Linked DNA regions of Homo sapiens: region 1 is linked to region 2. A link is an interaction called in ENCODE POLR2A ChIA-PET data of the cell type or tissue named here. Cell type or tissue: OCI-LY7. All regions are shown on one strand. Links, peaks and the distances in the headings refer to the core of each region. The heading gives the core; the rest is flanking DNA.

What was found. Peaks named below come from ENCODE experiments on the same cell type or tissue, not always from the same donor. Only the 100,000 strongest peaks of a DNase experiment are listed, where the experiment ranks them.
Region 1: POLR2A ChIA-PET joins it to region 2 with 11 read pairs; 1 of 35 experiments calls an interaction of 5 or more read pairs at or near these places.

What each region holds. Positions count from the first base shown.
Region 1 is chr2:136,018,984-136,035,166 of GRCh38, reverse strand. No RefSeq gene overlaps it. Among named protein-coding and RNA genes, the nearest start is that of DARS1, 41 kb to the right of the region's middle. RefSeq lists an enhancer at 15,334-15,453. In OCI-LY7, for the core only: a CTCF peak has its summit at 10,799 (motif pointing left); a DNase peak (open chromatin) is centred at 9,456.
Region 2 is chr2:136,388,765-136,404,947 of GRCh38, reverse strand. It overlaps the pseudogene RN7SKP141. Among named protein-coding and RNA genes, the nearest start is that of CXCR4, 280 kb to the right of the region's middle. In OCI-LY7, for the core only: no CTCF peak of the experiment used is centred there; DNase peaks (open chromatin) are centred at 7,617, 7,947, 10,177, 10,817 and 1 weaker place; H3K4me3 peaks cover 3,508 bases; H3K27ac peaks cover 5,553 bases.

The DNA.
Region 1 (16,183 bases), core at 4,999-12,998, 370 kb after region 2:
ATTATAAATATATATTATTATATATAATAAATATAATATATAACATTATATAATAAAATTATATATTAGATCTATAATCTCATGATGTCATATAAATATATATATATGAGAAATCTCATGTATTTTTTTCCCATGAAAACCACTAGCTAGAGGAATTCTTCAGATAACCCTCCCATTGGGCTGCTTCTCTGAACTCCAAGCAACAGCGAGTCTGAGGTCATACCTGTGAGAAGAACTCTGTAGCCAGGTAGATGTCATGTGTCCTAAACCATCAGCCCAAGTGGGGCAAAAGTGAGTCACATTTGTGAAGAGCTGAAGAGCTAAACCAAAATCAGAAACTGAACGTGAGACCAGAGATCTCAACAAACTCCCTGAAGACTGGCCCAAGAGTCCCCTCAAGGCAGAATTTGGGCTCTCCCTAGCACAAAGGTAGAATGAACAAGTCTAGGTTCGTCTCTGTGACTGAACAGCACCTCCCCAATCTAACCACTTTCTCTCCCTCTTCTTACATATGACCTCTTCTCCTGCTCAGGAAAAATCTAACCTATATGAGTCTAGGGCTTACAGCTGAGACATCTATTCCCTGCCTTCTCCACCTGAGAAATGTCCATATTACAATTCCAAGCTTAATTTCTATCTCCTTGGTAAAAATTTTCCAAGCCACAGTCAAAGTTCCCTTCTCTGAAGTTCTACATTTTTTAATTCATTATGATGATTTTACTTCTATGAATGTATGCATTCATTCAAAACAAATATTTATTAAGTACCTGCTGTATGTCAGATACTGTGTTGGTAGGAAATTCATCACTCAGGCAAATGACGTACATTGTTTGACTATAAATAAGTCAAACAGAAATTGTTAACTAATTGACTATTAATATGCATTTTTGCTTCCTACCTATGTTTTTTTCGTTTTTTCTCTCCTGTCCTTTTCTTAGTTTTTAAACTGGGTAATAATAGATGCAGTGAAAGAACATCAAAGTTCAGAGCCAATTGAGTGGCAGGTAGTTGTGCTGATTTTCTCATAGCTGTACAATATAGGGCTGCTTTTGTGTAGATGTGATCATATTTAATCAAACTAAAAACACTTATCAGGAATGTATCTGAATATATTCCAAGCATATCTATCCTAAAAAAGCAAGTCCGCTGAATGCATAATATACTTTTTCATTTGTTTCAATTTGATCAACTTGGGATGCTTAAATGAATACATAATACACTCACATCTCCCTAGGAATATCCTAAACCAAAAGCTAAGAACGACTTGCTCCTTTCTTTGCTACATAAGCTTTAGGAGTAAAAATATTGCCTTTTGCAGTTTTAAACAAGGAACTAAAATAAAATATATTTTGAAAAAAAGGGATAAAAAAGTATACTATATTTCTGTAATTGAGTAGTTTGAAATAGCTGTGAAGCTGAATCCACAAACCCTCTTACAATAAAGCTTTTGAAATACACAACAATATATATCAATTACAGAAAAATTTGAAAACAGATAAGTACAAAGAAAAATAGTTTTTAAAATCACCTGTAATCCTACCACCTATGGAATAACACTTGGACTATATCAATAGGTCTTACTGAAGAAGTCTTTAGGTTTTTCTTTTTAATACTGATTTGAAATCTTTGGATTTGCTAGCTCTAAGAATAGAACTATGTCATCCAGCCTTTGACATAATGTTAGAATCAGATAGAAAAAAACCAATATGGAACAGGCAGTATGTTCCAAGAAACTTCCTATGCACCGTTCTTAATGCAGCTATTAAAATGGGGGAGAAAAACTGTTAACAAAAGGTAAATTTATCACCAGGACAAGATATGCTATTATTGCCTTAATAGCCAAATTACTCTGTGATATTACTTTCACTCAAGAATGTTCTATGCTTAATAAGAAGTGTCAGGATGGGATGTGCTTGGCATTTTCACGCTCATTGATTGCAGTGCCTCTGAGCATTATAGAATGTTCAATGGAAATGTAATTTTCCAGCTAAGTTACAGCTCTGCAAAGGATTAGGGAAACTCAAACCCTAGATTTCATCCTACAGATTTTGAAGTTAATGTTATTATGACTATCTCACATGCCAGGGTAAACCCAATAGTGTTAAGTTACACTCATGAGAATAGAGTGAAACTACAATCACCAACTTACCACAGACTTATAAAAAAGAAAAAATTCACACAGACTAACTGCTGCTTTAAAGGAAACTTAACTAATGACAGTACTGCAAAGATGAAAGCAACTTGATCTCTACATATTAATGTCAATATGTCCATGCGTATCCCACTATAATGACAATATAAAAATGGAAAGATGTCAGGATATCTAAGCATGGTGTTAATGTCTAGACAAAATTAAATTTGATCAAAGAACAAAGATATTGTCACTATCAATCTTAACTTCCTTCTGTTAAGTTTAATTATGAGCGTACCCATAATTTATTTCCAAGATCCCCGAGACATTCTGACTAGTACTCTGGAACTTTTTACTTGGCAGTTCAGAGATTGAGATATTTTAAGAACATAAGCCTATAATAGCATATTTATAGATAATTATATATATATAACATGATTCCCTGATCTTTTGATAATGCTAGGACCCGTTGAATGAGAGCTTGAGTGAAAGCAGTAATTCAAATTTCCTTCCTTTGTGATTTTTTTCATCTAAATCTCACCATGGCTTTTTCATTGTTTGGGCCTTATTGTATAAAGGGCAGAGCGAGCCTGATAAGAGCAAAGGAAAGGCTTAACACAGTTTGGAGAAAGCAGTGTGGATTTCCTCCAAAATCAGCACAGGGACCCGCCCTGGGGGCCTGGAACCATGGGAATTTCCTACTGAAGGATGTACCAGACTATAACATAATTTTCACCATAAGATTAATGGGACTTGGACTATGGAACATTCTCTGACTCTGGGTAAAATCAAATACCACAAATTAGAAGTTGAATTTTTCTTTTTTATGGATACCAGCATATTGTCGAGGAGAACCACAGACTACATACAGGGAGAAAGGAAGATTTCTCCTGCATCTCCTATGAACTGTGAAAAATTAAAATTCTATGCTTGAAGACAGCAACCACACAAAGCTTCAGAAGAAGAAAAAACTTTAAAGCCACTTCTGAAAACCGATGAATGTCACATATTATGCTCACAGGATATCCTATCCAAAAGGATTTGCTCCTTTCCACTGTCAGCTTGCAGCTGTGACTGTCACATTCTTGGGGTGAAACTATGCTCCACATCCACTTAAGCCTGATCTGTCCATGAAAGTTACCAAACACAAAAATGCAGCCACTGGAACATCCTGCCCTCCCATCGCTACCGTAAATACTTTGGATACTGCTTGATTTATTAACGTGGTAAGTGATTCTACTAGAACAGTCGTTCTCAACACGGGGCAATTTGCCCTTCGGAGGACATTTGGCAATGTTTGGAAACATTTTTGATAGTCACAACCAGAAGGTGTTTGGGGCTGCTACCGGCATCCTGTGGATAGAGGCCAGAGATATTGCTAAACATCCTACAACTCATAGAAGAGCCCCCACAGCAAAGAATTATTTTGCCTGACGTGTCAATAGTGGCAAGGTTGAGATATGCTGAGCTGGAGTTTTTTATTTTAATTTTTTGTACCACTGCTCCGTGGAAATGATTATGTAGGTGGATGTGTAGGAATGAAATAAGAGTATATTTATTCACTCTGGTATTTCTCCACCCATCAACACCCTACTGTCTACCTTTATATAAGTGGTCACCATTCTGCTTTCACCTAAAGCCATGGCTTCCTACTGAAAGACACAAAGAGTCACTTTTAGCACAAAACAAATGTTTCTCTCTTCTAGGAGCCAAATGGTAAATGCTAACTTTTCAAGTGACTTCAACTATTTTGATGATGAATTGAGCTTCTTCTCTAGCCAGTGATGAAAAACAACATAGATAATAGTCTCTGCAGCTGTTGGGAGGCCTGTCTCTCTCTCTCTCTCTCTCTCTCTCTCTCTCTCTCTGTGTGTGTGTCTGTGTGTGTCTGTGTGTGTGTGTGTGTGTGTGTGTGTGTGTTTTGTCTAGATTAGCTGTCCTGGCTACATCAATTCATGTGCTTTACCAAGCAAAATGTCTCCTTCCTAAAATAGGGTAGTCAAAGAAACCAGATCAACCTGGAAGGAAACATAAAACCATGGGAAAGAAGATAAGGCTGACCACACCACGTAATCATCTGTTTTCAGAAGAATCAAAGGCTTGCAATGCCAAGGCCACCTGTTGAAGTCCAGGAAAAGAAACATTGGAAGAAGACAAAAATGCCCATGAGGATGCAATGACAGGGCAAAGCATAAATAGAGGTTGGGGGACAGAGAGGGCCACATTCTTTTACCAGAACTACCTCAGAACCATGCCCCAAAATCTAGGCATTGCCTGCCTTCTTTTAAAAGTGCCAAAGGATAATATACATCCTCCCTTGATTGCACATCACAGAGTTTACAGCCCTACTCCGATAAAAGCAGATATCTCTATTTCCTGAGATGTTTGAGTCTGAAAAGCAGAGTGGTCTGCATGACCTGATAAGCCCTTATCTGGTATCATCTTTTGACATGGAGCACATTTTTATTCCATGTGCATGGATTATAGAAACTATGATGTGAAGGAAAAGGCCAAGTCCTTGCCAAAAACCAGAGCCCCTTATCGGAGAGAGAACTTGAACTTATAATGAGGCAAGAGCGACAGAAAGAAATATCCCTTGCTCAGAATGAGTTTTCCACTGTCTATCACAGTGCTTGAAAGTCACCATCAGTGATTCATTCCTCCTTTCTCCTTACGCTCCAGCTACAGAAGGAAATGTGGGTTTCTCCTTACACTCCAGCTACAGAAAGACACTTCGGGATTCTGTGTCCTGCCCCCATTCCCTTTATCACTCTGTCCCTCACCCTCATCCCCACCCTTGTCTTCTCTTTCATTAAAATAGGCTTAGGTGTCATTTTGATTCTTCTTTTTTTTTTTTTTGAGACGAGTCTCGCTCGGTCACCCAGGCTGGAGTGCAGTGGCGCGATTTCGGCTCACTGCAAGCTCTGCCTCCCGGGCTCACGTCATTCTCCTGCCTCAGCATCCTGAGTAGCTGGGACTACAGGCGCCCGCCACCACTCCTGGCTAATTTTTTCGTATTTTTAGTAGAAACGAGGTTTCACCGTGTTAGCCAGTATGGTCCTGATCTCCTGACCTCGTGATCCGCCCACCTCAGCCTCCCAAAGTGTTGGGATTACAGGTGTGAGCCACCGCGCCCGGCCCCAGGTATCATTTTTAGGTAACTTCCCTTTTGATCCTACCCCACCACCCCCTTCTATGCTTCTGTAATAATCAGTTCATAACATCATCATTATACCTAAGATATTTCACATCCATTCACAAATTCCAGTGGATCTCAATTGTTTAGTGAGCAAAATATTCACTTGAGGGAGTTGTTAAAATACAGATTCCCTTGCCCTGTGCAGATTTTGATTTAGCAATTGTGGGGTGGGCCCAGCAGGCAACATTTGTAAATAAAACATTCCCCAGCGATTCCTTTTTTTAAAATGATTTGTTAATCTTTATTGAAGTATAATAACACATTTTAAAAATGCATATATTTAAGGCATTCGAGGTAGTGTTTTGACATAAGCATACCTTTATAACGATTTCCACAATCAAGCTACTTTTGTGTGTATGGTGAGAACACTTGAGGTCTACTCCCTTAGCAAACTTCCAGTATCTAATACATGATTATTAACTAGAGTTACCATGCTGTACATTAGGTCTTCAGAACTTATTCATCTTATAACTGAAAGCTCGTGCCTTTTGACCAACATCTTCCCATTTCCCCCACCCCCTGGCAACCGCTATTTCTCCGTTTCTCTCAGTTCAACTTTTTAGATTTCACATGTAAGTGCCATCATGCACTATTTGTCTTTCTGTGATCCCTGGTGATTCTGGTGCTGGTGTTCGTCAACCACACTGAAGAACCTGACCTTGTCTACACTCCAAGCCCCTTGACCCTCAAGGCTACAAGCCATGTTTAATTTATCTTCATATCCCTGGTGCTGACCCAGGACCTGACACAAGGAAAGTCCATGCTTGATAATAACTGTTGAAGGAATGAGTCCTGAAACATCTCCAACTGAAAAGGCCAATTAAGGCCAGGCATGGTGGCCCACGCCTGTAATCCCAGCACTTTGGGAGGCTGAGGTGGGAAGATTGCTTAAGCTCAGGAGTTTAAGACCAATCTGAGCAACATAGTGAGACTCCCCTCTTCTCTATTAAATATTTTTTAAAAATTAGCCAGGTGGGTTGGGCTCAGTGGCTCACACCTGTAATCCCAGCACTTTGGGAGGCTGAGGCGGGTGGATCACGAGGTCAAGAGATCAAGACCATCCTGATCAACATGGTGAAACCCCGTCTCTACTAAAAATACAAAAATCAGCTGGGTATGGTGGTGCACACCTGTAATCCCAGCTACTCAGGAAGCTGAGGCAGGAGAATCGCTTAAACCCGGGAGGTGAAAGTTGCGGTGAGCCAAGATGGCGCCACTGCACTCCAGCCTGGTGACACAGTGAGACTCTGTCTGAAAAAAAAATTAGCCAGGTGTAGTGGCATGCGCCTGTGGTCCCAGCTACTTGGGAGGCTGGGGTGGGAGGACTGCTTGACCCCAGGAGGTCAAGACTGAAGTAAGCCATGATTGCACCACTGCACTCCAGCCCAGGCGACAGACTGAGACCTTGTCTCCAAAAAAAAAAAAAAATGTTGATTGAGATGTCAAAGTCTTAAATGTGGAGTTGCTGAGAGTGTGAGAATAGGAAGGAAACTAGAAAGCAGGGGTGATGGAAAATTCCTAAAATCAAATTTCCATTTGCTTCACATTTTGTCAAGGAACACTGCACCAGTCCCTCCTTCACTTTCAGCATCAACCCACTACTGAGCTTCCCTCGGCCCACCATGCCCACGGTTACAACAGTTAGCTACCCGTGAGATTTTATACCATCTTTCTACCGTAGCCCACACCCTCCTAGTACTGCAGTCGGGAAGTAGGAGCGCTTTAAGCGCCCCCGTGTACTGTCTCAGCATCCTTTTTTTGTTTTAGCTTTATTGAAGTATAATTGATACACCGAAGTGTGCACACATTGAATGTATACATCTTGATGAGTTTGGACATATGCGTATACCCATGATATTATCATCAAAACCAAAGCATGTAATATTTCCATCATCTCCAAAAATTTCCTTGTGTTTATTTGTTATTATTATTATTTTGTAAGAACACTTGCAATGAGATCTGTCCTATTAACATATTTTAAAGTGCACAATATAGTGTTGTTAGCTATAGTTACTAAATTGTATAGCAGGTCTCTAGATCTTAATCATCATCCGTTCTTAATAACTGGTAGTGCCCAGCCTAAGATATAATGTTTAAGAGCTCAATTTGAAGGAAAGCAAGGAGTAGGTCTCATATCATACTATTTTTGGACAAACATAAAGGAAAGTTTGTATTCACACAACTAGTAAAATCTGGAAAAGAATATAGATCCTGGTTTGTAAATCAAAGTCTTGTGTATGCTGTTTGGCATAGATGTTAGCCGGAAGTGTGTGTGTGTGTGTGTGTGTGTTTGTGTGTGTTTGTGTGTGTCTGTGTGTGTGTGTGTGTGCGCGCGCGCACGTGCAGTTAAAAATAAGCTGGCCGACAATTTTCTAGTTTCCTATTGGAGCAAAAAGTTTAATTCTTTGTTCCAGTGTTCCCATCCTGGTTCATTGTGAGCTGAAACTGTTCGCCTAACCCTCAGGGTCAAAGAGTTCTGTGTAATTGGAATGCTATTTTGTTTTCAGGCTGTTTGATGTTAATGGCTTGATTACCAATACAGTGGTGTAGCAAGGAGTTTCATTTTGGGAGGTCTTAGTACCATATGTCAACAAATAACAAGAAAAACATTCCTTCATGTCTCCAAAACACACACACACACACACACACACCCCAAATCCTGATTTACTCCCCCAACAACAAATCTCTTTCTAAACATTCCATCTAAAAAGCTTTCCAATTAAATACTTTTTTAAAACCAGCTTTTTATTTTGGAATAACCTTAGATGAACAGGAAGTTGCAAGGAGAGTACAGAGAGTTTTTGTATACCCTTCATCAATTTCTCCTAATGTTAACATTTAACATAACTTTGGTTCATTTGTTCAAACCAGGGAATAACAAACTGTAGCAGCCTGTAGGCCAAATCCAGCCCACTGTCTGTTTTTGTAGGGCCTGAGAGCAAAGAGTATTAAATGTTTAATGGTTAAACAATCAAAAGAAGACTAATACTTCATGGCATGTAAAATTTATATGAAACTGAAATTTCAGTGCTCATAAATAAAATTTTAGCCAAACAAGTTGGTTCACACCTGTAATCCCATCACTTTGGGAGGCTGAGGCAGGAGGATCACTTGAGGCCAGGAGTTTGAGACCAGCCTGGGCAACATAGTGAGACTCTATCTTTACCAAAAAAAAAATTTTTTTAATTAGCCAGGCAGTGAAGTGTGCCTGTAGTCCTACCTATTTTGGAGGCTGAGGCAGGAGGATTGCTGGCACCCAGGAGTTCAAGACTGCAGTGAGCTCTGCCATTGCACTCCAGCCTGGGCAACAGGCTGGGCAACAGAGCAAGACTCTGTCTCAAAAAAATAATAATGATAAATTTAAAAATAAACTTTTACTAAAATAGAGCCATGCTCATTCCTTTATATATTTGTCTGGTTGCTTTAGCTCTACAGTGACCGAGTTGAGTAGTGGCACACAGACCATCTGGACCACAAGCCCCAGAGTATCTCCTCTGCTCCTTTACAGAAAAAGCTTGCTGACTCGGGGTCTAAACTAAGAAATTAATGTTGTTACATTACTATTAACCAAAGGACAGGCTTTATAGCACCAATGTTTCCAATTTCACGATGCAATCCAGGAACCACACTACATTTAACAAATGTATTTTCGTATGGTGAGCCTCCATCTATTTATCCACCAGGTGCATGGTAGGTTCTACTTTGGAAAATTTTCCTGACTCACAAATGAATTTCAGCTGGACACTTAAACAAGGTTTGTTTTTGTTGTTTGTCTGGGGTTATTTATGTCTTTCACACAATAGGCAGACAATGGAATACAACATCTGGGCTAGGAATGCTGTGCGAACTTGAAGATGGAGGAAGAGCTGTATTTGTTCAAGCAGTTCACGCGCTGGGCTAAGATAGAGCACCAATTCAGGGCCTTGAGAAAAGGGGGTTCCCAATGTCCCCCCTCGCACGGTGTGAGGCCTTCTCCTGATCCCACGCAATCCCTGCCTCAGCTCCCTGTCCTTTGTTTCCTGTTCCCCGGGACCGGCCTGTGAACCACGCGGCTATGCCTTTCAACCCGGCTGCGGCGGCTTTCAGTGCGCTCTGCAGGCGCGATCGGGCGGCGTCCAGTTGCCGGGCAACGGCCTGACAGGCAGCTCACGTTGCCGCCAGGGCCAAGACATCCGCACCAGCCAGTCTGCACCGCGAGCCTGTGGCCTGATTTCTCCCCCTCCATTGTTGTCGCTAATACAAAAGGCTACAACTCCAGTGTGGTCACTGGGCCTGCATTGAATTACACGCCAGGCCATTCTTCGGGCCGGAGCCTTTGTAGGCTGGGATGCGTTTCCTCCCAGGGCCAGAACTCTGGGCCTCGCCAGCCTTTACGAGTTGTCTGCCTCCCTCCGCCACTTCCACCCACCTACCGCCTTTGTTCCTTTCAGCTGGCAGCCAGGCCCTCGCTTGCCTTTTGGTTGGTATGAGATCACTGGCGGCGGGCTTGAGCAGTCCTTCCCACCCGCTCCCCTCACTCTCAATTAAGCACTGCGCGTAAAATCCCAGGCCTATTCAGTCATCTCTTCTTATCTCTTTCTCAACCATCCCCCCAACACCCATCCCTCTCTCTCAAGTTTCTAAGGCTGCCGTTGCTAGGGAACTCAAACCTGAGGGCTGAAGGGAGGTTTTCTAAGGTGTCTGCCAAACTCCCAAAACTCAGAGGGCGGAGGCAGCACAAAGTCTTTGGGATTCCCCAAACGCTGAAGAGAGTTACATGTAACTCACCACCCTCTACCCCATATCCTTGTGTTCAGCATCATGTTTGGATTCCGGGAAATTCAGTGGTGAAGTGGGAAAAGAGATTTCAAATCACACTAAGAAGCAATTTCTCCTAATGTAAAAGCTGGAAGGGGTCTCCTCTCAAAGGAAAAACATCCCAAGGTATGAGTTTATTTTTCTTCAACAGTGTAACATGGACAAAGAGTGTTCTTACATCAGCTATTTGATAGAAATCCTTACTTAATGAGGGAGGAATGCGTGACGATAACAATATGCTATCTGGCTTTTTAAATACCAATACCAGGCTTTACATGGTGGCTCATGCCTGTAATCCCAGCACTTTGAGAGGCCCAGGTGGGAAGATTGCTTGAGTCTAGGAGTTCGAGACCAGCCTGGGCAACAAAGTGAGACCCCTGTGTCTACAAAAAATAAAAATAAAATTAGCCAGTTATGGTGGCCTGAGCCTGTAGTCCCAGCCACTATAGAGGCTGAGGCGGGAGGATGGCTTGAGCCCAGGAGTTTGAGGCTGCAGTGAGCCTTGATCTCTGCAGTGAGCCGTGATCATGCACTCTAGCCTAGGTGACAGAATAAGACCTTCTCTAAAAAAATAAATAAATACTATTACCATTGTGAAATGCCTCCTCAGCTGGGGTCCCCAAGTGTGGGCTCCACTCACAGCGCCATCCGCAGGCCGGAGCAGGAGTGCATGCTGGCTACAACCAGTGTGGGAATCCAGGTCTACCTTGCTCCTGCAGCCTTCTGCCATCTCTTTGTGTTTCTCCGATTATTCCCTCTACCCTCTGTGTAATATTCTGTTAAAACCTAGGCATAAGGCTGGGCATGGTGGCTCACACCTGTAATTCCAGCACTTTGGGAGGCTGAGGCAGGTGGATCACCTAAAGTCAGGAGTTCGAGATCAATCTGGCCAACATGGCAAAACCCTGTCACTACTAAAAATACAAAAATTAGCCAGGCGTGATGGTGGGCGGCTGTAATCCCAGCTACTTGGAGGCGGAGGTGGGAGAATTGCTTGAACCCGGGAGGCAGAGGTTGCAGTGAACCGAGATCATGCCACTGCACTCCAGCCTGGGTAACAGAGCAAGACTGTAAAAAAAAAAAAACACCTAGTCACAATGAAGTAAGGTAGGCCATGAGAGGGATTCAAACCATACATTGTAACTTATTCTTAATACACAATTCATATTATGAGGGTGGCAGGGAGAAAGTCAAAGCCTGTATACGTTTCCTCTATTTTAACTTTTTCAGTTGGTCAAGGCTAAACTCCAGTTACCATAAATTCAGTCAAGCAGGGGTGATGTGCAAGTATTTGTCAACCAACGTGGCACAAGCACTGACCTATCAGAACAGATGCCTTACGGAGGGGCCTGGACCCTGGCTGGTAGCCAGCATGAGCACAACCCAGATGAACAACACTCCTGATACCCACTGAGATCACAGCCCCATACTAGGCAATTGCTGGGCTTCAAAGGGAAGCCCAACAGGCAACACATTGTCTTCTCCTCAAGATATTTACCTTTTGGTTAAAAAATAACTAAAACTAGCATACATGAAATGATACCAAATATTAGAAGAAAATAAAATTTACTTCATAGCTTGGCATTTTCTCATTAATAATAATAGCTAAACTTTCACAACAACCCTAAGAAATTATTAGTATTATTATTACCCCCAATTTACGTATATGGAAACTGAATCACTACAGACTTCTTCCCCCAGCTTTGGTATATGTAGGATAGAAGGAAAAAGAAGAGGAAGACACTTATTAACCGCTGTGGTGTTTCAGGTGCAGTTCCAGGCAAGATGGGCCATGTCTGCAAATGACCACATTGTAGAAACATAGATTTAGCAGGTATGTGTAGGACAAATAGGAGGAAGAAAAGCTGTGATCAAGAGCACTAATTAGGAGATGATTGGAAGAGTCTAGATCAAAAAGTATAGGAAGGAAACTAAGGGAATCATAGTAAACTAGTTTCAGTTATCTAGCAAACTCAGGGCAGCAAAAACAGAATGCTTTGAGGGAAAAGAGAAAAGAATGTCAGGGCTATAGGGGATCCCTGGGAGGAGGGACTCCAAGCCTCAACCACAGAGTGGCAGTTGGGTAATAAGGCCTTCCTTCAAGACAAGCAGATGAAGAAAGGAAAGAAGTGATGTAAGAGGCACTTGGGAAAGAATCTTAGCCACTGATTTGTGAGGGGGATGAGACAGAAGAGTAAAAGTGGTGGAGGTTTTAAACATGCAGAAGTTTGTTATAATAAACAGCTAAAGCGCCTAACTCATCTCTGAGTAGCTTACCAGCAGAAAAACTGAACTAATGAATAAATATTAAATTACTTTATGTTATGCAAAACAGTGCTAGGCACACAATAGTAGCTAATTGAGTATTTATTAATTGCTTAAATAAATTGAGGAACAAAGATATGTGCCAATCCTAAACTTTTCTTCAAATTGATGTGCTTTCAGCTTCTGCCCTGGGTGCAAGGCATGGAGGTACAATAGAAAGAAGCAGAAGACTTTGGTTTGTATCCTGGTTCTGGCTGTAACTTGTAGGTCACACCTTAAGGTCATTTCATTCCTCTGTTCTTGGGTGTCCTTGCCTGTCGAATGCTGGGGCTGGACTAAATAAACTATGAAAATCCGAATTTTACAAACATATATCCACCCAAAGTACTTGAAGAAAAATGAAGCATTTTGCACTGAACAGAGCTTGGCAATTTTCTCCAAAGGCAATAGAAATGCATCTGACTAAATGGTGAAGGAGATGATCATAAGCTCTTTTCCTATAAGAATCCTGGCAATTTTCACACTCTCGGAGGGACTTTCCCATCAATTTTGATTCCCATGATTTCACACTCATGGAAATTTCCTCAGAGAAGCAGTTTCTTTGGCAACTTCATGCTCATGATCATCATAGCATCAATAGGAGTGACGCAGACATGTCAGCAGGAGAATAGGCCTCTTCTGAGCAGTGGGAAAAGGCGCTGTCTCCTTTTGTTACCAAAAAAATAAATACACAAGACACAAAAGATTTTTACCACACTTGTCACATACAGTGAAATAAGCGGAAGATAAAGCTAAAATAATCTCCATAAAACAAAGGCTTTGTGTGTGTTTCAAAGACATTTTATGTTGCATAACATGGAATTAACTCTAGCTCTTTGAGCATTACATATATATATGAGCATTACATATATATATATAATGCTCATATATGAGCATTATATATATATATGTGTGTGCGTGTGTGTATAATGCTCAAAGAGCTGGAGCTAATATATTCTGAAATGCAAGTATATTGAATTCTTCCTTATGCTTCCCCTCCCAGGAAAACAGGATGCCACTTAAAAAAAAAAAAAGACTGAAAAGAAACATTGTTTGGGGAGAGCTTATCTATAAACAATGAGTTGTCCTCAACAATAAACAGTTCCACCAAGTGGTACCCGTGGTCACATTCACTATGCCTTGGTTTGGTATATGTTGTACTAAAATCTTGACTTAGCTTTGATTTACTATTGTCTGTTTAGTTGCATGTTCTTCTGATTGTGGTCCGTGGATCAGCAGCAACAGCATCATCTGGGAGTTGGTTGAAACACAGAATCTCTAGCCCTACCCAGGCCTATTGCAGCAGAATCTGCCTTGTAAAAAGACCCCCAAGTGATTTTTACATTATTACCAGAAATAGACTGCTCTACTCTACAACACCCCCTCTATCAGAGATAATGTTCAAAAGTGGTTTGATTATTTTGAAATGGCATTTTCCTTTCTGGGGAAAAAACTATAGAAATCATTGGCTACATCGGTCAAAAATGGCACTAGTACTCCAGTGACAGAGAACAATGAAATGTAGCATGCTATCATTAGTGTAAGAAAATGCCAACAGACACCTGTGATCAATGAGGCTTGCATTTGTGGTAATTTTGGGACTCCTCCATCCACATTCTCTTGACCCAGGCTTCCTATGACCAAATGTTCACTTTTGCAAGATGGCTGAGGTTAAGAGTGCAATCTGGCCACAGAAAGGAGAAAAGCTTGCTGACCCATGCTGACCTCTGACCTTGACCTCATTAGCTAACCAAATGAGCTAACCAGCCATGGACATCAGAGAGCATTATGTGTTGATTGAGCCGAAGCATAAGAAGGACCAGTAAAAGATCAGTCATAAAGACATTTCTACCTTGATCACCTATACTTATTAAAATGATATGAGGAGCACATATGCGATTTCTTTTCTATCTTCCTGCATTTTTCACCATTGTACAGCAGGACTTGAAGACAACAAAAGGTTCTTTTCTTTCATAGCTCTCTACTCTTTTCCTTCAAAGTAATTAAATTGTAATTATAAATTTATTCTTGTCTTTATTCATTTATGATAGTCTCTACCACTAAAACCCCTAAAGGCAGAAATCTTCTTCCTCTGGTTGGCCATCTATACCCAGCACTTACCAAGATCTCCAGTGCCCAGTAGGAGTTCAAGAAACATTTGCTGAGTAATGGACTAAATGAATAAATGAGTGAATAGTGGGTCAGAGCTCTAAAACCAAATCTACCAAAACTATCCTCTAACATTCAAGAAGCATTGAATATTCTATTATGATAGGGATTGGATATACAAATTTGCCTTCCTTTTTTCCACATTCCTGTGGAAAAGATAGATTTATAATAATATTAACAGCTAATATTGTAGTCACTGCTTCAGGCACGTTACACATATTAACCTTGATCCCAACAGCAGCTCTAGGAGACATTATCTCCATTCTGTAGTCTGGGCCACAGAAAGGTTAAGTAACTTGCCCAAGGCCACACCTCTAGTACCTGTATGTGAATGCAGGCTGGCTGGCTCCAGAAGCCATACTCTTAATAAGGCACATTGGTTACTTGCCTTCCAATAAGCCAGCAGCGACTGGATATTATGAGAAGCGGTCAAAGAAATAGACACAGGATCTAACGAAGCACAGAAGGGACAACTAGTTCCAAACCCAGCCTATGCTCTTCAAACAAATAATCAAAAGCGAGCACTTGCTGCCAAGGAAGAATTCCCTGGCACGGTCTGTGTGGTGGCTGCAATGCGCAGCATGGTGTTCCTTGGGGTTGGAGTCAGCCTGCCGGAGGGTCAATTTCATCTTTCCTCAGCTTGCTCTTTTCAGCCTTGGTAGCAAGAGAGATCCCAGTCCAATAAAAACGTGTATTAACCTACACTGTGAGTTTGAGGCAGGAAGCAAGCCCTGGCTTCAACAGTTTAGTGGATTCAGAGGAAGCTGGAACAGGATATCAATGACATCCAGATTCACAACTTAGGGCACAAGAGGATAATCACATACCCAGGCACAACGCGTACAACTGTTTTCCCTCTTGGCCATCTCTCTACCTTTATTCTTCCTTTCTCCCCCAGCCAGGGAGGGACCTGTCTCCTTCAGTCTTAACATACATTAGGGTCTTTCAAGTAGAATCACTTCCTTTAATTCCTGATAGGTTATGAGCGTGACCTCTGGTTCCGCTTCATGTGTTTCAAGCTGAGATACCATCAGAAATCACATTTCCCTTCCAGGGCTTCACAAATTACTCTGGTGTGCAGATGACATAAAAATATACTCTCAGTTCCTCGAAGTAGTTTAACAGAATTTGAAATTTGGGGGAAATTATACACTGTGGCGCAATTTTTAAATAACTTGCTTAAACCAGTTAAGTTGAAAAAGGAAGATGTCATGAATTCAAGTCTTCTCGAAGGCAACTATTTTTGAGTAGCTCCTTGGTCACTGAATCCATAACTCTGGGACCTTTTTCTAAGGAATAAGTTATAAGAAGTAAAATAACAGAAATCTTTCACTAAATTAAAACTTACTTAAGTCCAGGCACAGTGGCTCACATTTGCAATCTCAGGACTTTAGGAGGCCAAGGCAGGAGGATCACTTGAGCCCACGAGCTTGAGACCAGCCTGGGCAACATAGTGAGACCCCATCTCTACCAAAACAAAATTTTAAAGAAACATTTTTAAAGTTACTTGATATAGTCTTGGTCCATTTTATGTCTTTTTTACCTTCTGCCTCCTTTTTTGGTTAATTGTACCTTTCAATGTG
Region 2 (16,183 bases), core at 3,819-11,818:
AGGGCTTGCAGGGAACTCCCTGGAGAGGGAATGTGCTGCTAGTGAGAGGAAAAGGGGGTTAAAAACACAAACTTGGAAAAATCTGTATTTAAGAAGTGGGTGGACAAGTACCAGCTTGGGGAGAAAATAGAAGGGGAGGAAAACCAAATGCTGAGCGATCACAGAAATCAAAGGCAGGAAGCAGTTGACCAAAAGAGGGAGTAAAGTCTTAGGAGGAGGAGAAGTGAGGCTGTGGGAAGTTGGTGGAACAGCGGGCATCTCAGAAGACAGAGGCTCAGGAAAGAGGTGTAAAGTGGGGAGTTGGGGGTGCAGCCTGGTAACCTCGAAAGTCACATGGCAAATGGAAGCATGGCTTTCTCATTTATTGGCTCAAGGGAAGGAGCTTATGAAGGGCACAGCTGCTGGTGTGGGGGAAAAGGGAGACTCAAGGACCTGGGAGGCATGAGTCAGGGATGCATAAAGAAAGGTCTTCCTAGGAAGGAAAGCATTGCTGTGCCTCTGACTTGGGAGAAAATGTTTTCCTGATGACAAAGAGGAGACTCAAGGAGCCAACAGCCACCATCTAATCAATTGGTGCAACAGATGGAGACAGCTGGTCCATGGCAATGTTCCTTCATTATTCATGTGCCAGCATTTTCTGGACAGCTGCTATGTGCCAGGCCCAGAGACAACTGAGACATGGGTCTTTTCCATTAGGAGATCAGAGTAAAGGGAAAGAAGTGAAGTATCAGATCATCACAGACCCAGGAGGAATGATGGGGAGATTACAGAAAGCAGCCGAAAGTCATGGAAGGAGCACCCACTTAGAGGGCTAAGGCAGGCTGCCCCAAGGAGGCAGAATCCTAGCCAAGACTTAAGGAGTTAAACAGGAGGGGAAATGTTCCAGGTAACTGCCCAGGGGCAAAATAGAGCATGGTCATTTGGGAAGTGAAAAGTTCAGTTTGGATGGAGGGTGGATGGCAAAATGTAGAAAGGTGAAAGGCGATGGCTCAAGAGATGAGGCAGGAGCCCTGTCATGAGGAAGCTTGCTGCCTGAGGGGTTGTGTTCTGCCTATGGCTCTTCCCAGACTTTGTAATAAAGAGGGTAAGCTAAAGGATAAAGTATTTCTCTGTCCTTCTTGACTCTTAGGACATAGAGATCCATAATCTACAGAGAAAAATAATGAGGTATTGGGACTTTCAGATGAAAAGGTGTTTAGAGCAGCTGGACAAAGTGCTCCCAGAGATGAAAGCATTTACAGACAGCGTTAATTGTATTTAGTAGTTAGTTGTCCTTGTTCTTATCTTTCTTTGGAAAGGATTATACAGAAAGCATATAAGCCATAACTACTTTTCTTTAAACACCATTTTGGTGTCTTATTTCTCTGCTCAAGAATCTTCTGTAGCTCCCCAGTGCCTTCACCATCAAATCGGAGCTTCCCTGTTTGTTAGGATTCTCCATTTTTTTTTCCTAATGCAGACCTCCCCATCAGCTATCTCAACATCAACACATGTATTAATTGCCTTAAAAGACGAAGACCCTGCACTATGAATTTACATGTTGTTGTTTGAGGGAGTTTCATAGCCTAAGAAAGCAAAAAAGTGTTGGAAGAGTGGGACTGCCTCAGGAGTTCAGAGAAGAGAGTACCATGAGGTGCCCTACACCCCATCCATCCCTGACTCTGTGCCTTTAGACAAGGCTTGAGGATTGTGGCTGATAAAGGAAGTGACATCAATGAAATAAGGAAGAATACCTAATCATGAAAATGGAGAGTCTGTAAAGCATCATTGTAAAGAGCATGAGCCCAGAAGCCACATATCAAGTGACCTTTAGCAATTTGGGTAACCCCTGAGCCTGTTTCCCATCCATAATAAATCTGATGATCATATCTACCTTGTAGGGTTATTATGGAAAGTAAGTTAAATAAGACACTATATGCAAAGCACTCAACACGACGCCTAGCAGATAGCTGTCAATCAACAGTAGCTATTAATATTAATTATATTCATAAAGACCATTGTGAAAAAGGGTAGAGGCATGGTAATTAGATGTCTGTCTTGGGGATGTATTGCCTGGGCTTGTAGCCCCTGCTCTTCTACCTAGCAGCTGTATGGCCTTAAGCAAGTCGCATAAACCTCTCTGTTCCTCATTTTCTTTATCCATAAAATGGGAATCATAGTATCTACCCCATATGTCACTGTAAGAATATTAGTGTGGCACCAGCACTGAGTCTAAAAGGAGAAGGAAACTAAAGTCTAGAACAAGGTGAGAAAGAGAAAAGCTGTGCACCTCTCTCTAGGCTTAAATAGCTGCTGCCTGCCCTGAGTTCTCAGTGATGTCCGCGTGTAAATAGACAGACAGTGGAAGAGAATACAAATCCCAGAAGTAGATCCAAATACATATGGAACATTATGACATCCTCTCAAATCAGCAGAGAAAAATGGACTGTTCAATAAATGAGGTTGGGACCATCGGGTGGCCATCTGGAAGAGCTGGCTCTGCCTTCGTCCTCTCCAATGGGGAGGAGTGAACCTAGCAGAGAGGAACAGGAATGCGCCAGAGTCGTTTGCTCTCCATGCTTTGTCATCTTTGAAGTAGCACCTATTCAAAAGTATTACCCACTCTAAAAAGTCAAAGAAAAAAAGATAGATAAATAGTTCTCCAGAAGTGATGAAAGATGGATTGTCTGGGAGAAGGGCCAGGAATCCCAGGAGGAGGTTGGCTTCTCTAGCGAGTACATGCACCCTTCTTCCAAGAGGCTACAAAACACATGCACAGCTAGGGACAACAGTGCAGAAGCTGGAAAAGGGCTCTAGGGGACCATGCGGTCCCTCTTGCCTATCATTGTACTTTGGGCCAAAACTTGAATGCAAATTCAAGCATTACTTGGGAAGGGAATACGGTGTATGTGCCTACTTTTCTAGATCGGCAGAGATGGGAGCTACTGAAAGAGAAGGACCCTGGTCAGGGAGGTTTGAGGAGGTACTGGACACAGGATCTGGGGATGCCACTAAAGCTGTCAGAGCCATATGAAGCCAGAACAGTGGCAGGGCAGAGGGAGCTGATGGGATCTCAGAAAGGAGCCCTAAGCATTCCTTGAGAGAGGGCAGGGAAAGGAGATGTGTTTCCCCAAGTTCATTCTTTTGCTAGGACTCGTATTTAAGGAGCCTGGTCTTCCAAAGATGCTGGAGGCTGCATGTCATGGCCTCAGAAAAAGCTCTCAGCTCCCCTTGTCCTCAGCAGTGATTTAAGTTCAATTGTACAACTAGCATCAGTTGACAACACTCTCCAGATCTGAAAGACAAGCCTGGCCCTTCACTCCCACTGAGTCTACCCAGGGGAATTATCCATCCTATGGCCCCCTTCCTAAGTGTGCTTCTGACAAGCCTTCTCCCAATTGTCCCAGCCTTTGATTTGTATTTATATCTCCTACTCACACCACATCCTAAGAGAATTCAACTCAAGTGTAACCCTGAATGGGTTACAGGTTATAAGCAAAAAAAAAAAAAGTGCAAAATCAATGCAGCCCATAAACTCTCATTCCCTTGCCTCTTCGCACAGCTCTAGAGATAAGAGTCTAACTCAATTGATGCAGAATTCACTGCTGAGGAATTTTTTTTATTAACTTTTCTCCTGATTATAAAAGGAGAACTCTATTTCTTGCCCTTCTAGGTCTTACCCTGTAGATTAGACACAATGACAGCATCCTCACAGAAAAATCTGGAAATACGGAATAAAATATAAGAAAAAGAATTCAGACACCAATTATCCTACCACCCAAGATAACAATATTATTGTATTGGAGTGTGAATTTCTAGTCCTTTCAATAAAGCATGGTTGATACAATTTAAATGATATTATATATTGAGTATACTGTTAATATGATAATATCAATATCAAATTATATTTTGTATCACTTGCCAATGGACTTAAATTCTGTATAATTTTTGGTGGTTACATATTATTCCATCCTAAGGATATGCTGATATGCTGAAATTTATTTGACCAATCCTATAACAGATGCTTTTCAAGGTCAATTTTTTTCTAATATAAATAATGGTATAATAATAACATTTTGCCTGAAGCCTGACTCACCTATTAGATCACTACCCTAGGATTAATTCTCAAAATTTAAGAATGCAAGGCCAAAGAGTAGGAGCATTTTTAAGGTGATGTGTAATATCACACTGACCTCAAGAAAAGTTTCACCCATTAAACTCCCCCAACCCACTATAGAACTTTTGCTCTCTATATCAAACTTTGAACCACTTCCCAGATGAGCCATAGCATTCAAGGCTGGAAGAAAGGTGGTATCCTATGAGAGTGTCCCCACAAGATTAATCCATCTGTCCGGAGAAGCAAATCCGAAATCCAGCCAGGGCCAAGGAATACTGTAGGCATGTGCTTTTTGAGCAACACTTCCATTAACCCTGTTTCTGGTACCACCTGTCTAGGAATCCACGTTAGGGGCTTCCCCCTCCCCCGACACTAAATACTTGGTATATTTTCCAACATCAATTCTGTTTCTCTGACACCAACTGGGTATCCAACAATCCAATTCAATTATAACACTATCAGAATTAGCATAGACCCCACAGGTTAAGGGCTCAGTCCCACAAGACTGCCCCACTTCGAATGCCACTCACAAGTCCAAGGTTGCCAGTTGCACTTCTGATGGAACAACTATAAATTTAGGAGATCCCACAACATCCACCTTAGGTTCAATAATTCACTAGAACAACTCCAAGAACTCAGGAAATCTCCTTGCTATTACTCATTTATTACATAACCCAAGATTCACAGGGAGGGTATGGAGAGTAGCGGCACAGAGCTTCCCTGCCCTCTCTGGGTACACCACCCTCCCAGCACTTCAGTGCATTCACCAACCCCACAGTTCCTTAAACCCCGTCATTTATGGGTTTTTATGAAGGTTTCATTATGTAGGATGATTAATGAAATCACTGACCTTTGGTGATTGAGCTCAATCTCCAGCCCTCCTCTGGAGGTCAGGGTGGGGCTGAAAGTTCCACCCCGTAATCATGGCTTTGTCCCTCTAGTAATCAACCCCTGTACTGAAGTTATCTACAATAGGGATTGATCACTGGAGGTTGACTCAGCCACCAGTCATTCATAAGCATACAAAAGAACCAGTTCTGGCCGGGCACGGTGGCTCATGCCTGTAATCCCAGCACTTTCGGAGGCTGAGGTGGGCAGATCACTTGAGGTCAGGAGTTCAAGACCAGCCTGGCCAATAGCAGCAAAACCCTGTCTCTACTAAAAATACAAAAAAGGTAGCTAGGCATGGTGGCAAGCACCTGTAATCTCAGCTACTAAGGAGGCTGAGGCAGGTGGCACGACTGCACTCCAGCCTGGATGACAGAGAGAGACACTGTTGCAAAAAAGAAAAAAAAAAAAATAGTCAATTCCAAGAGTCATGGGAGCTCTGTGCCAGAAACCAGAGACAAAGACCAAATGTTTATGTTTTATACCACGTTGCCCCTTCCCCATTTTGTTTTGTGGTGGATATGGAGCACTACCCACTCCCAGCTCCAAGGGTCAAGCTTAAGAGCCAGATCCAGGCCTGGCACAGTGGCTCATGCCTCTAATCCCAGCACCTTGGGAGGCCGAGGCAGGCACATCACCTGAGGTCAGGAGTTCGACACCAGCCTGGCCAACATGGCAAAACCCCGTCTCTACTGAAAATATAAAAATTAGCTAGGTATGGTGATGCCCACCTGTAATCCCAGCTACTTAGGAGGCTGAGGTGGGAAAATTGCTTGAACCCAGGAGGCGCAGGTTGCAGTGACCCAAGATCACACCACTGCACTCCAGCCTGGGCAAAAGAGCAAGATTCCATCTCAAAAAACAAAAAATAAAACAAAACAAAAAAAAAAAAAACTGGGTATATACCCAAAGGACTAAATACCATGCTGTTATAAAGACACATGCACATGTATGTTTATTGTGGCACTCTTCACAATAGCAAAGACTTGGAACCAACCCGAATGTCCAACAATGATAGACTGGATTAAGAAAATGTGGCACATATACACCATGGAATACTATGCAGCCATAAAAAATGATGAGTTCATGTCCTTTGTAGGGACATGGATGAAGCTGGAAACTATCATTCTCAGCAAACTATCACAAGGACAAAAAACCAAACACCGCATGTTCTCACTTATAGGTGGGAATTGAACAATGAGAACACATGGACACAGGAAGGGGAACATCACACACTGGGAACTGTTGTGGGGTGGGGGGAGAGGGGAGGGATAGCATTAGGAGATATACCTAATGCTAAATGATGAGTTAATGGGTGCAACACACCAACATGACACAGGTATACATATGTAACAAACCTGCATGTTGTGCACATGTACCCTAAAACTTAAAGTATAATAATAACAATAAAAATAAAAAAATAAAAAAAACAGATCCAGGCCAATCAGTGCATCAAATCTCCAGTCTAGGAGATTTGGCTACAGAGATTGGTCCAGGGTTGAACATACGACATGATCAGACCCAACGAGTCACGATGAGACTTTAGAATAAGGAATTTTCATGCTTTTCCATGAGAGATGAAGCTGAAAAAATGCAAGATCTACACCTGCTATAGGCATCTCTTACTACCACAGGGAAGAGCCTAAGAATGAATCATGATGAAAGAGAAGAACCTAGTGATGGTGAATCAAAAAGAACATAAGTCCTGATCAAGCATCTACATCAAACCTTCCCAGGCTTTTCAGTCACATGAGAACCCCCATGTTGCTGTGGCTGGTTTTGGTAACATTTTCAGTTGTGGAAATCTAAAGAGCTTTAACAGCACAACGTATCTGTAAATGCTGATAATCTTGGAAGGAAGGGGATCTGGTTCAGAAGCAGGACACATGAGTAAGGTCAGAGCCAGGGCTCACACCAGCGGTGGGGCCAATGGGATGGGAGCCAGGCAAACACACCTGGGGGCACCTGACATGCTAGAGGTGTGCCAGGCCCTTCTTATCACAGACACCGGGGCAGGCTGAGCAAAGGCGGGGAGATCTGTCGGCTTGTTTGCAAGCCCTTGAAACCACTGGGTCTGGGCTTCAAGACAATTAGGGAATCTGGGCAGAAAGGCAGGAGTAAGGTTCCAAGCAAGAGTGTGGACAGGTGCTGAATGTGTGGCACAAGGTTAGGATTTGGGCACAGAGAATACAACAGGAGCCTGGGGCTTCTGCACCCTAGGAATGCAGCCCGAATCAGTGTGGCACTGACAGTAATTTTTTTTCCTTACCTTCATCCTCTCTGAAATCCCAGAGTCTACGGGAAGACTGAACCTCCTGTGGTATGAATTAAATACATTCATCTATGACGAGTGGAGCAAGTTGGGTGGGTGAGAAGATCAACCAACACTAGTCACAGGAGTCCCCTAAAGCTAGGCTGAGAGCTCCTTGAGGATAAAAGCCACATCTTGTTCAGGGCAGTCACTAGCCCCACAAGGAAAGGCAGGAGGAGCAGGACATGTGCCCATTCTGCAGACACGGCTTTCAGCCCAGGAAGAGAAAGGATCACAAGCACAGCATGGGTAGCAGGAGACACCGGACTTCAAAGGACCCAAGGCAGGGGCCGTTGGTTCTTCCGCCCTCCGGGCCCTCTATAAGTACAGGAGCATAAAGCTCACAGGTGAGTCTGATGCCACAGAGCATCTTGTTATCACTTAAAGCAAAACACTGGTCAGGGCCAATGGTTCTCAAACTTAAGTGTAAACCAGAATCACCTGAAGGACTTACTAAAACAGATTGCTCAGCTCTACCCCCTAGCATTTCTGATTCCAGCAAGCGTGAGGAGGGTCCTAAGAACCTGCATTTCTAACAGATTTCCAGGTGTAGCCAATGCTGCTAATCTGGAAACCACATTTGAGAGCCATACCCTAGGCACGTGTTTCTCAACCCTGACTGTACGTTAGAGTCACTGGGGATTCTGATTTAATTAACTGAGGAGGGGCCCAGACATGGATATATTTTTAACATCCCCCAGGTGAGTCTAATATAGAGCTAGGCTTTTAAAAATAACTTGTTTAGGGCCAGGTGTGGCAGCTCATGCCTGTAATCTCAGCACTTTGAGAGGCTGAGGCGGGTGAATCATTTGAGATCAGAAGTTTGAGACCAGTCTGGCCAACATGGCAAAACCCCATCTCTACTAAAAATACAAAAATTAGCCAGGCATGATGGCACATGCCTGTAATCCCAGCTATTTGGGATGCTGAGGCAGGAGAATCACTTGAAACCAGGAGGCAGATGTTCCATTAAGCCAAGATCATGCCACTACGCCCTAGCCTGGGCAACAAGAATGAGACACTGTCTCAACAAAATAAATAAAATAAAATAAAAAATAACTTATCTAGGTGCCAAACCAATTAGATGGGTAAAGAATAGCCTTCAACAAGTATTGCTGGGACAACTGGATATCCACATGTGAAAGAATGAAGTTAGACCCCTTCCTCACATCATATACAAAATTAGCTCAAAATGGATCATAGACCTAAATGTAAAAACTACACATATAAGTTACACCAAACGTAAAAACTATACCATATAGCTATTATTTAAAAAATGAAGTACTGATACATGCTACAACATGAATGAACTTTGAAAATAGTATATAAGTGAAAGAAGTCAGTCACAAAAGGCCACATTGTATGATTCTGTTTATATGAAATATCCAGAATAGGCAAATCTATAAAGACAGAAAGTAGACCAGTGACTGCCCAGGGCTGGTTGGAGGAGAGCGACGGGGAGTGATTGCTAGTGGGTAGGGGTTTTTTGGCGGCGGGGGGGTTGGGGGGGTGATAAAAATGTTCTAAGCTTAGATTGCGGTGATGGTTGCACAACTCTGTGAAGATACTAAATACAATTGAACTCTACACTTTAAACAGGTGAATTGTGTGGTATTTGAATTTATCTCAATAAAATCATTTTTAAATGTTCTAGGTCTTTTGGAAAAATACTATTAGTGATGTTTTATAGGACAAAGACCCTGCCATATTTTTTTATTTCATTCACCCCCAATACCCTGAGAAATGTGAGACAGGGAATTGTGCTTAGACTGTACATAACGGAGGAATACAGTCATTATTCATATGGACTAGCTGCCTGCAGACTGACCCAGAATTACAGAGCCATTTGACTGACAAGGAAACTGAAACATGGAAAAATTGAGACTTCCCCTATCACAGGACCAACCAATGGCAGAAGCAGCCTGGTATGGAGTGCTTCCTCCTCTTCCTGTTCCTCCACTTTAGCCATGATCTCTTCTTCCCAGAAATGACAAGGTTTATCTGCCACATAGAAGCTAAGGAAGAACAATTGCATATTGATCTTCAAAAATACGCTGTCAAAATAGACAGATGACATACACATTGAAACACCCTACCTTCCTGTATGCGTTGTTTCCAGGAATGGATGCTCTATGAAGGCTTGAGCCATTGCCCACCCAGGGTCACACCCAGGCTAACATCTAGGCTGAGCTAGTGTGCAATGACTCTGGATTATAATAATCATATATTTCACCTCCCCAACCCAAACCCAAAAGACACCCACTCTAGAAACACATCTGAGAAACCCTGGAGCAATGCTTCTCAACCTGTAACAGAAATCTTGTTAAAATCGATGTTCTGGTACAGTAGGTGTGGAGTGGGGCCTGAGATTCTGCATTTCTAACACATGCAGGTGACATCCATCCTGCTGGTCTGGGAACCACATTTTGAGTAGCAAGGCCCTCTGACTGATGAAGGTGGTTTGCAAATCACACTTGAGAAACACCATTCTAAAGTCTCACTGGCATAGAATTTTCTATTGTAGTCAATCCATACCCAGGGTTTTTGTCATGGCTTATTAACATTCCATGGAAAATGTTAGTTGATACAATATTTCACTCATTAAGATTGTACTCCCTTCAAGCCGCTCCCCTTAAGCACAGCTAGTCACAAAGCAGAATCAGCATCAGCTGGGAGCTTGCTGGAAAGGCACATTCTCAGGCTATGCCCAGACCTATTGCATCAGAAACAATTAGTTTACGTTTGAACAAGCCCTACAGGTGATTCTGGTGCTCAATAACATTTGAAAACCACTATCTTAGGGTAACAGACAGTGTCTGAATGTGGCCTCCCAGACTCTCTACCCTCAACCCCCCTGTACTTTCTGTTCCTCCAGTGTGCTTTGAGGACTTCCTAACTGCTGTTCTTTTTACCTGGTAAGGCAAAGCAGAATTTTTTTTTTTTTTTTCAGTAAGAAAAGCTGCTTTTCTGAGCAGGCACAGCACATTATCTTAGTTCCATAACTTGAGGAGGCCCACAGTGCCTGGGCCCTTTGAGGCACTGGCTTCTACTTCCTCCCCATGTGAGCCCTGGGGACCCAACACTGTCCCAGGCAGAAGAGGAGTGTCAAGGCCTCTCAGGGAGGATGGAGAGCTAAGCTCTGCTTGCTTCCTCACCTTCAAGAGCCAATGCTTTTAGAAGTTCTCCTACAATCTGCTTTGGGGTAAAGTCAGTTAGCGGGAGAGAGAGCCCAGGCAAAGTTAAACTCATGCAGTGTGGAGGAGAAGGTTGACCTGGTGACCTAGACCCCAAGCCCATCACCGTGGCACACCGTGCTTGGGGACTGAGGGCCGAGCACACATGTGTCTTGCATTGGTACTTTGGGGCAGCGAGTCTCCATTGTTATGTCCTTGGCACCCAGCACAGTGCTGGTACAAAAAGGAATACAGTCATTATCCTTGTGGACTAGCTGCCTGCAGACTGACCCAGAATTACAGAGCCAGCATCTTCATTTGACTGACAAGGAAACTGAAACACGGAAAAATTGAGTGACTTCCCCTGTCACAGGGCCAACCAATAGCAGAAGCAGCCTAGAACCCGGACCTTCACACTCCAGGGCCTTCATCCCCACACTCCACACCCAGACAAACTCCTCAAGGCTAGCCTTCAGTGCTTTTCTGTCAGAGTCAAGATACACCTGGGATAATGGTGCAGGGTCTGAACTTTTTAAAATTAATATTAAATTTTGGCGTGGAGAAAGGGGGTCACTGAAACAAGTTAGTTATTTCAACCCAAATTTATTTTTAATCACCCTGGGTCTTTATAAACTCCCACTCCCAGTACTAAAAATGTTGCTAATAGAATTGCGCTGGCATTGGACTAGAGATGGAAGACTAGTCCATAGTCCAATTTCCTGAACTAGAGTCAAGTGTGAAGAGCTAGTCAAAATGAAACATGGGATCAGGGCTTATTTCCCTCAGCAGTTCCTCATTAGTGAGAAGGGGTGTGGCTGACAATCTTCATGGCTGGGCATTGTTTTGGAGGTTTTACACTGGAGAAAAATGTTATTTGACACAAGGTCAAACATGCATAGGAAGAAAAAAAAAAACTTTTCCTAATAAAAAAAACCTTGAATAAGTATAAATATTGATTGACTCCAGACAAGTGCCTGGAAATAAAATGATTTTCTAAAATTACCAGAATGCATTATTTATTGCACATGTCACTGAGGTAGGAGAATAGTATATTAGGAAATCCAGAGAGTTATCGAATTTTTAAAAAGGGACAGGTTGAGACTCAGTTGAGTATTGCTGACAAAGGCTTCCGAATTCCTCTCTGAAGGTTATGAGGACAGCCTCTCTATGGAGAGACACCACACCCAGTTGTAATGACAACATGCAGAAGGACTCAGAGGTCACTGACAGTCAGGAAATCTACTCCAAAACAGAAAGAGCACGCCTTCCAAAAAAAATAATAATAATGTCATTAGCAATTATTGTAAACCAAAAATAAAATTCTAAGCAAGCCCCCTGCCCCAACCCCACAGTCATCTGAATAGACTCCTTCCTCTTGGCCTGGGCACTCAAGTTAACCTGAAAGACTGGTTCACTGGTTCAGGCCATGATGGGAAGGGAGAGTCAGACATGCCTCATTATGCCCTCCTCCCTTTTGGAATTCAGGAAAAGCCGACCAGCATTAAACATCAACACAGACCTTAAGTCTTATAAGAAACATTTATAATCTTTTCTCTCTGAAGCCTGCTACCTGGAGGCTTCATTTGCATGATACAACTTTGGTCTCCACAATCCCTTATAATCCAGACATTCCTTTCTACTGATAAGAACTTTTTCAATTAATTGCCAAAAGCAAATTTTTAAATCTACCTATAACCTGGAAGCATCCCCCCCGACCTTGTCCTGCCTTTCTGGACTGAACCAATGCATATCTTAAATGTATTTGATTGATGTATCATGTCTTCCTTAAATTTGTAAAACCAAGCTGCCCCCTGACCACCTTGGGCACATGTTCTTGGAGTCCCCTGAGGGCTGTGTCATGGGCCATGGTAACTCACATTTGGCTCAGAATAAATACCTTCAAATATTTTACAGGGTTTGACTCTTTTTGTCGACATTATTGTTCTATTAAACAATCTTACAGTATTTTTCCAACTTTTTAAACTATAAAACTTTTATATTCATTATCAATTTGCCCTCACAACAAACCTATAAAGCATACGGACCACATGATGTGCCAATTTTCTTTATGGAGTACCTACCATGTGCCAGGCAAACAGGGACATGACAATATAGAACAAGACAGACGTGTTCCCTGCCTGTATGGAGCCGAAAGTCTTGTAGGAAGTCAGATGTTTAATGGGAGTTCCATATGAAGACAACTTTTGTTTTTTGTATCCATCATTCAACAATCACTTATTAAAAGCCTGCTTCATCGTATATGCTTGCCAGGCACTGAGACCCAAAGATAACAGAGACACAGCCTTACCTATAGAAACTTCCTGTCCCTGCCTATAGGAACTTCCTGCCTAGTCAGGAAGAGACTCCAAACAAGAAAACAGTGCTGGGGCAGGGGAAGCAGGGAGGAGGGGATAGGGCAGGAGCACAGATAATTTCATTGAAAAGGAGCTATTTGAGCTGAATATGAAAATAATTTGTGGGACTTTTGCTTTTAGGAGGAAAAATGTCTTCTGGGCAGAAGAGAGAAATGCATGTTATGCTCAGGTGTGAAGGAAATTTGGGGGTTTGGGCAGCCCTGGAAAGGCTGTGAAAAGAAGGGGTGCTGAAGGTGCGGCCACAGGGGCCAGCTGGTGCAGGGGGTAGAATTCCCATTCTACAGAGGTGAAACATCATCTGGGCAGGTGTCTCACCAAGGCATTCATATAATCAACTTTCACTTTAGAAAAAAGAATCCTGTTTCCAAAGTGGAGTATGGATTTAAGAGGGTGGTCACAGAAGTGAGGCCAGTTAGGAGTTAAAATCTACAATAGGATCATTCAACAAAGTATTTTTGTAAAAATAACTACACAGGGAAGTGAAAGGATTAATAAATCTAGGGTGATAAAACTGTACACTAAGCATACTATTTGTTATTTCATGTAATGTGCCCAGCATCTTTACTAGGAAGGTCTTAGTATTCCCATGTTATAAATTAGAAGACTGGGGCACAAAGAACTCAGGAAAATTTCCCAAGGCCACATGTCTAGTAAGGAACAGCAATCTGAACTCAAAGTCACCCGGCCCATCACCATACATTGCACGGAGTAGACACTCAGTAAGGGTCTGTCATGGCTAGGTGGGCAAGTGTTAGTTGCCAAGTGAGGAGTGAATATTGGGGGTTCTAAGGAGAAAGCTGTTGGAGTGGTTCTCAACCAGTGGGCATTTCACCTTCCAATCCCTGGAAGTGTCATCCAGCCTCCCTGTCTCCTGATGGAGAAACCTGAGGAACAAATACATAAACAGCAGTCTCTGGGAACATCCACCAAAACCTCGTTTACTGAACAAAGGGTAAGGGAAATGGTTGAGAATCAGGCCACGGGGACAGAGCCTGTGGATTCTGGTTGGGTCCTCTCTTTCCACCCACTCTGTCTGCTCAGCAGGACCATACATCACTTTTCCCCCAGACTGTTAATTAGAGAGACACCCGCCACCCCAACACAACACGGTAATTATGAAAACAGAGTGCTGTGCACAACATAACATGGAAATGAAGTGACATGCATCCAATTAATTAAACTTTCACAGCTCCAATCAGTCTTAATTAGAGAAGCTATCCTTTTCACTCTTCTCTTGATCAATACATGAGCTTTGCAATGCATATACATATTTTTAATCAATTAGCAAACAGAAAAAAAGAATGAGAGTCTATTGCTGAGGGTTCCATTAATTCTTCCACAAGCCATACCTGTGTGCACCGTCCATTTTTATTTTCAGAATTTACAAGGAACGCTGGATTTGAGACCCTGCAGCTTGTTTCCAAGTTTAAAAGAAAAAAAAAGAGAGCTGGGAAATGGCAGCCCCATTGTTTCCTCTTATTATTCTTGTTTATAGACCTAGATAATGCTTTGCACACTCCAGAAATTAAGAAAAGCTCATAGAACAGTGTCAGCCCAAAAGTTGTGTTTCTTCACATCATCAGTATACCACCTGTATACCTTTGACCAAAGAACAGCTCTTCCTGTCTGGGAAGGGCATCCTTCTTGACAGAGCATTCAGCTTTTGGAGGGCTGTCCACAGCTCAATGAAGACCAGATGAAGGAGACGCTAGCCCTTCGGATCAGCCAGCAATTGATGGGGTCACACATACAGCAGGCCAGATCAGCCTCATATAAGATATCGTCAGCACCACCCATCTGATGCTTCAAATAGGCTGCAGTGTGCTGTGTTCCTGGTCTATCTCCAGGTGAATTTTTAAATCTCAGCATCAGGCAAGTGAGAAAGTCGTAAGAATGGAATAAACAACACTTTAGTAACCAGGGGAGTCAAAAAGAACAGAAGAAATGAGGTGCAGAATGGGTTGGGCAGCTCAGGAAGCTGAAGCACAGACTGAGACATACAAATAAGGGTATTTTATGTTATAACCACTGTCTGCACATTAAAAGCACTAATCTGGGTAGTAATGAAAGCAAAACAAACCCCGTAGATAACCCCTGCACAAGATGCAAATAAGGAACTAAAGAGCACAGGCTGGCAAAGGTTGAAACCCCCACCTTTGACAGACATAGCTAATGGATCACAGCACCCTTTCCCACCAATTCGACATGACTTGGGACATTATATCAGTTAGTTTGACTTCAGCTGCACACAACAGAAACCTCGACTCAAATTGGGTTAAACAACATGGAAATGCACTGTCTCGCGTAACAGGAATTTAGGAAGGTCAGAAGAAGAGCGAACTTTAGGGTTAGTTGATTTGGGGGCTAAATTAAGTCATCAAGGACCTGGTTTCTCTCCATCTGTCTCTTGTTTCATCCTCAAAATTGGCTTCATCTTTAACCTGATTGAAAGATGGCTACAGCAGAAATCATATCCAGGAAGACAAGGTCCAGAGAGATAATCTTTCTCTACCTGTAGGAGAAAACTGAACTTTCCCAGAAACCACCAGCAGGCTTCTCCTGACATCTCAGTGTTCAAAGTCAGGTTGTTGCCCTTTCCTCAGTTAGCCACTGGCCCAGGGAAGGAGATGATAGACTCATCCATCTGGGCTGGAATGGATGTGAGGAATAACCATAGTGTGTCCCCTATAAAAACCTAATTCTTTATAACATTGTGGCACCCACTACCAACTACTGATCAAATTGGAACCAGAGAGAAAATGTTCTTGGCCTTCCTTGGACTGGAGAAAGAATCAACAGTGGGGACACTAGTAAGCATGGCTTAGTAAGGATGAGGGAGTGACAGAGGAAAAGGGGATATCATTTTGATTGGAGAAGGATTTGAGAATGAGTTCTTGGGGTTGAGGAAAAGCCTAGTGCCCCTTATCCCCAGAGATCTGGCATAGCCTACCTAAACTTATAAAGCAAAAGTCTTCAGTGGATGTGATACACGTACAGGGAGCTATTGTTCCATATCATGGAAGAGAAATTAGGTTACTGTGTACACTTCAGGAAAGGAGTCTAAATCAGTTGTCATCTTAAAAAGAAAGGTGAAATAGGAATCATAGATCCAGAATCCAAGATCTCAGAGAAAAACACAAGCATCATTCATGAAAAAGACATCCCAGGGTTGTGGTACCTAAAGGAGAAACATGTGCCAATCTCCTTCTGGCAAAGACCATCATTTTTCTTAGAGGCAATCTTAAAGACCCTTCTCTCTTGGTTTAAGGTAGGAAGGAAGAACCCAATAACCCCCACTCCAAAAGAAATTCTTACTCTCCCATCTCTCTCCAACTCTTCC